Linked DNA regions of Homo sapiens: region 2 is linked to region 1. Evidence: read pairs that join two places in POLR2A ChIA-PET (ENCODE). Cell type or tissue: MCF 10A. All regions are shown on one strand. Each heading gives the region's core, and the rest is flanking DNA. Links, peaks and the distances in the headings are about the cores only. Region 1 overlaps LOC105376214 (a long non-coding RNA gene). Region 2 overlaps ZNF462 (zinc finger protein 462).

The links. ChIA-PET counts read pairs that join two places held together with the same protein. Peaks named below come from ENCODE experiments on the same cell type or tissue, not always from the same donor. Only the 100,000 strongest peaks of a DNase experiment are listed, where the experiment ranks them.
Region 2: POLR2A ChIA-PET joins it to region 1 with 6 read pairs; 1 of 35 experiments calls an interaction of 5 or more read pairs at or near these places.

The regions. Positions count from the first base shown.
Region 1 is chr9:108,183,855-108,186,773 of GRCh38, reverse strand. The region is part of intron 4 of LOC105376214 (a long non-coding RNA gene); the gene reads left to right. Among named protein-coding and RNA genes, the nearest start is that of ACTL7B, 670 kb to the left of the region's middle. In MCF 10A, for the core only: no CTCF peak of the experiment used is centred there; a DNase peak (open chromatin) is centred at 1,653.
Region 2 is chr9:106,867,530-106,870,448 of GRCh38, reverse strand. The region is part of intron 1 of ZNF462 (zinc finger protein 462); the gene reads right to left. Among named protein-coding and RNA genes, the nearest start is that of ZNF462, 5.8 kb to the right of the region's middle. In MCF 10A, for the core only: no CTCF peak of the experiment used is centred there; DNase peaks (open chromatin) are centred at 1,248 and 1,718.

The DNA of each region.
Region 1 (2,919 bases), core at 287-2,786:
CGGGAGGCACCAGCTCACTATTAATAACCATGTTAATAGCTAGCATTTCTTAAGCATTTACTGTATGCCAGGCATTGTGCTTAGTATTCTTGACATGGATTGTGGCATCTAATCATGACAATTGCTCTCTGAGGCATTTACTAATAGCAGTGTTCATATTTAGGTGGTATGCCTGGTTGTTAAAATATTGAAATAGTTGAAACCTGGTTAGTAAATGCTGCTAATGTGAGCTCCCTAAGTGGTCTCTGCCCATCTCATGAGGCAGGAAAGCAGAGGACCATGCTGAGGGATCTGTGTCATGCTGTATTGGTTGATACATATTTTTAATGTTGTTGTTATAGACCTAATAATGGTCCTCAAAGACAGCCAGGTTCTAATTCCTGGAATCTGTAAATGTCACCTTAGGTGGCAAAAGAGACTTCACAGGTGTGATTAAGTGAAGGATTTGGAGATAGAGAGATTATCCTGGTGAGCGGTAAGTGAAATCACAGGTGTCCTTAGAAGAGGGAGGCAGAAGCCAGGCATGGTGGCGCACAGCTGTAATCCCAGCACTTTGGGAGGCCGAGGCAGGTGGATCACCTGAGGTCAGGAGTTTGAGACCAGCCTGACTAACATGGTAAAGCCCCATCTCTACTAAATACAAAAAATTAGCTGGGTGTGGTGGTGTAGGCCTGTAATTCCAGCTACTTGGGAGGCTGAGGCAGGAGAATCGCTTGAACCTGGGAGGTTCAAGGGAGGTTGCAATGAGCTGAGATTGCACCATTGCACTCCAGCTGGGCAACAAGAGTGAAACTCTATCTCAAAAAAAAAAAAAAAAAAAAAAAAAAAAAAGAGGCAGGCAGAGGGAGATTTGACACCGAATGCTGAAGATGCTGTGATGATGGAAGCAGAGAGAGATCTGAACATGCTATGCTACACTCCTGGCTTTGAAGGTGGATGGAATGGCCATAATTCGAGGAATGCAGCTCTAGAAGCTGAAAAAGACCAGTAAATGGACTCTCCCTAGAGCCTCTGGAGAGAGCACAGCCCTGCCAATGCCTTTGTTTCAGCCTAGTAAAGCTGACTTCGAGCTTCTGGCCTCCATAACTGTAAGCAAATAAGTGTGCGTATTTTAAGCCACCAAACTTATGACAATTTGTTAGCATGGCGTAGGAAACAAGTACAGTTTTCCAGCTGAGACGACTAAAGCTGGATGAATTAAGTGATTTGCTCCAAGTTTGTGGCCTGAGTTTGAATTTAGGCTGCTTGATTCTAGAACACTTGTCCTTTACCACCAAGCTGCCTTCTAGTAATGCTGCAAGGAAATTGCCAATGAACCCATTTTCAACATGAGATCAATCACAGTGGGTTAGAGAGGCGTATGACCTGTTTGAGGCCACAGCCTTCCCTAAAGGACAGAACTGGGATCTGGAACACCGGTGTATTCATTCTGATGCATTCTATATGATAAAGTCCTCCTGCCCTGTGGCCTGGGCTAAAATAATGGCTGCAACTTGGAGGCTTTGCAGGTATCCAAAATTCGCTCCCAGCCACCAGGTGCTGATCTCCCAAGGAGCAGCAAGACTCCCACAAACACTGTCCAACACTGGAGGCCAGGCTGCAGGTATGCATCTTGGCCAAGCAGTGTGGCTTAGGAATGTAGGTGGAGAAGCAGTCCAGACCTGCCAACTAGGCTGCTGCAGGGAGCCATAAATACCAGACTGGGGAAAGGAAGTGGGCCTGACTCAGCCAAGCCACATGCCTCTCTTGAACAGCCTGCTTTCTGGATTCAGCTCTATCCGGAGAAATCAGTCGGGGGACACTCCTCAGCTGGCAGCAGGCTGAAGCACACACCACAGAGGGACCTGGGGACGCCCGTTGGTCAGGGCTTTCCTGGCCAGCTGTGGTGAGTTTGTGCCGGTGCTTCCATTCAATCATTCAATCCTGAATTCTTCCAGAGGCTTCCTGGGGCCAGATCCCTCCACAGTTTCAGGTCAGTCCAAAGAATGATTACAGAAACCGTAATCTGTGAGAGACTATGCAAAGCACAAAAGAGTACCTATGGGTGCAAAGTAACATTTTCTTCTCCTTGCACACATGATTTCTCTGTCATGTCTTTCAAATTACCACATGAGGGAACCCGGTACAAATATCAAAAGATGGAGACCAATTCCTGGGACAGCAGAGGAAGGAAAGGTCCTACCTGGTTGCAGCCTCCGGGAGCATTTCCCACTGTTAGGAGTCTGAGCCTTGAAAAGTGAATGAGAGCTGTTAGGAGTTGAATTCTATCTTCTGAAAGGATATGCAGAAGTCCCAACTCTTGGTACACATGAATATGACCCTACAGGGGTTCCCTTTTATCTGAGATTTCCCTTTCCATGATTTTGATTTCTGTGGTTTCCTTTACTTTCAGGCAACAATGATCTAAAAATATGAAACGGAAAATCCAGAAATAAAGAATTCCTAAGTTTTAAATTGTTTATCATTCTGAGTAGCTTGATGAAATTTTGCACCATCCTGCTCTGTCCCACCTGGGACATGAATTGTCTTTTTATTCAGCATATCCACACTGCGTAAGCTACCTGCCCATGAGTCACTTATTAGCCATCTTGGAGATCAGATTGACTGTCATGGTATTGCAGTGCTTGTGTTCAAGTAACCCTTACTTTACTTAATAATGTCCCCAGTGGGGAAGAGTAATGAGGCCGGCAATTTGGATATGCCAAAGAGAAGCCAAAAAATGAAAGTTCTTGACTTATTGAAGAAAGAAAAAAAAACTGCATACTGAGATCACTAATATCTATGGTAAGAACAAATCCATTAGTGAAATAATGAGGAAGGAAAAAGAAATTCACACTGGTTTTACTGTCACACCTTAAACTGCAGAAGTTATGGCCACAGTATGTGATAAGTGTTTAGTTAAGATGACAAAGGCATTGC
Region 2 (2,919 bases), core at 226-2,725, 1.3 Mb after region 1:
TGAATAAGGTTGGGGGTAAGATGTGGACAGGCGCAGCACAAGTATTTTATTAATATCCAGAAGCAACATGCAGTGAACTGAACAAGCAAACACATGAAAGCAAGGAAATCAATACCAAAATACCCATGACCTGGCACACAAAAAAAACCTTCCCTCCAAGAATAACTCAAGAAAAAATGTCTCCAGCTAGGAATTAGGCAAGAATGCTTTGAAGACACCAAGTAATGTGCTCACCAGAAGTAAAAGGCAATGCATTTGTAGGTGACAATACTAGCACCTCCTCACACCACACCACTCTATCCTTTGTCCTTCTAAGCCGTGAAAATAATTAACTTTGTGTTGGAATCACACATCCAAACACTTTAAAAATCCTGTACGTGCTTCAGCTGATGAGAATAGGAGGACTTAGAAAAAAGATAAATTTTATGATAGCATTTCCAAGCACAAAATGTAAATCCAAATTGCTTCCAATGGATTTCCCTTTTATCAGTGTGTGCAGTTCTCCAAATGCAAAGTTCAAGGGGAAAAAAAAAATCCAAAAGAGCTTCCTAGCATACTGCAAATACAATCTAAATTCATAAAAACCCATTTTCCCACATTTGGAAACTTCTCCTGGGTCTTATAAATCCAAGAGACAGTTCAACTTACAATTATCTTCTCTCCAATGCCCTCCCAACCCAAACTTTTTTTTCTTCCTTTAGTACTGGCATGCAAACCATGCTGTTTTAACTTCTTTCCTGTTCTCCCAGTTCTTCTGGAACATTTTATTTTCGACAGTCAACTCATTTGGAGGAGTGCCACACTGAGGTTCAACTGTTTACAGCGTTAACTGTGTTTCTGCCAGAAGTCCACATCCAGCACTACCTTCTCCAGACTGCCTCCTGGATTAAAAATTGATGCATTCGTTTGGAAGGAGCTTAGAAAATGTGGAAACTTCCAAACATCACTCTTCTTCTTTACAAAATCACTTTTGCTCATCCAAGAAGAGACAGAAGTGGAAACCCATTGCACCCTTCCTTACAGGACTGTCCCATTGCTCATGGTTAAATGTCTGTGTTGTTAAAAGTCATCTTAAGGATGATTTCATGTATACTGGGAAAATGGGAAAAGGTTAGCCATTAGTCTGCAAGAGAGTTGGGCTCCAAGAAGATACACGGAGGGCACATTTTGAATGAGTAAGAACATTGGAAAACCACCAGTAATTGTTTCAGACTGGATTTCACCCTCTCAGCCATTCATCAGTATTACAAAATGGCATCTCTGAAAGGAGCCAATTTAAATCTGCACCACGTTGCAAAATAGATCCTCAGAGTCCAATTGTGGGCACTATTGTAAGTTGCAATAGACTCACACAAACTTCCAAAGAAGGGCATTTGAGAAGGGCTCCCAAGCCCTTGGATGATGGAATGAGAGATGAGAGCAGGAAAGATGAAAAGAAAAGTACAGCTACAAACCCGGGAGCTAACACTTTACTGAATGTCACATGAACAAAATTGGGCTCTGGATCTATGAATGAAACCACGCTCAACCCTGGGCTCCCCAACGTGTTAAATCCAACTAAGAAAAATCCATACTCCTGCCCACTAGTGTATGAGTACAGAGTTTCTCAGAAAGCTGTGGGCCCTGGAGAAGAGAGCAGCTATTTCACAACCCTCAACAATCAAATGCAATGGGGTAGTGGAAAGGGCACTAGGCTGGAGTCGGCCGACCTGAGTTCTAGGCCTGGCTCGGTTACAACTGAACTTTCTGACCTTGTGCAAGTCACTTCATGTCTTTGTGCCAGTTTCCTCTTCAGTATAATGCAAGTGGAAGGAGGAGACTTCATCTAAATGATCTAGGGCCTAAAACAACTAGCTTCTAAGTTGGAAGTTCTGCCTGGTGAATATTAAATAACTAATAGTCCTTACTTACAGTGTACATATTTGTCACTTTTAAAATAATTTTGGTAATTTCTGCATGAGAAATAATATTTTTGCTCCTCACCCCGAAACTTCAGTTTTCACTCCCTACTCCCTAGAGTTCTTCCACATAACACTAAGTGCCTCTTTTCCTTTCTTTCTTATTTTTGTAAGCAACCTTCCCCAAACTAAGACTTGTGCTATTAAAAGAGCTTAGAACTTCCCATTTCCTTGCAAGGGCTAAAATTAAACTGTCCATTCCTTAGGGCCCAACATAACATCTGCCAGATGTCTTGGCATATCACACAAGGAGAGGAATTTTCTTCTAGCATTATCTACTCTCCTCTCTGTTTTCTCATAATCAATTAATAGGTCACCAACACCTAGCTAATGTTTCTCTCAAAGCCATCATACTCCATAAGTATGTGAAACTCACAAGATACTTGCTTTTACACACACTGATTTTTTTTTTTTTTCAGTTCACTGGATTTTAGCTTTCAGTCATGGAAATAGTCTCCCTCCACTTCTGCTGAATATACCAATCATCCCAGTCATACATTCATGTTAGATCCTTAGCAGTAAGAGTCCATTATGTATCTCCTATTTGTGACTGCGGCATTATGAAACAGCATCTCTGTTCTCCAATTATCAATTTAGAATATCTGATACAGTTTTGTCAATTTCATGATGCAGTGAAGTGTAAGTCTGAAAAAGGCACATACCATAAAGAAGATAAGTAAGGTTACCTTAACCAAGTAATTGCAACATCAAGGAATAATTTAAGACAGACTAGACCCTATTAAACTCCATCACACAGAAAAAAGGACTCTTTCCCATTGCAACTTTACCATTCCTTTCTTTCAGGAAAACCGACCACAAGTACTCTAAAGTCCATTAGTAGAGTTGGATTTTTTTTCTTCTGCTGTCTTCCGGAAGATTCATTAGGAAGAGCAGATAAGTTTGTTTTTTTTTTTTTCTCTAAAAGTTGTCTCCAACTCCAAAGAGTAAGGGGGAAAAAACA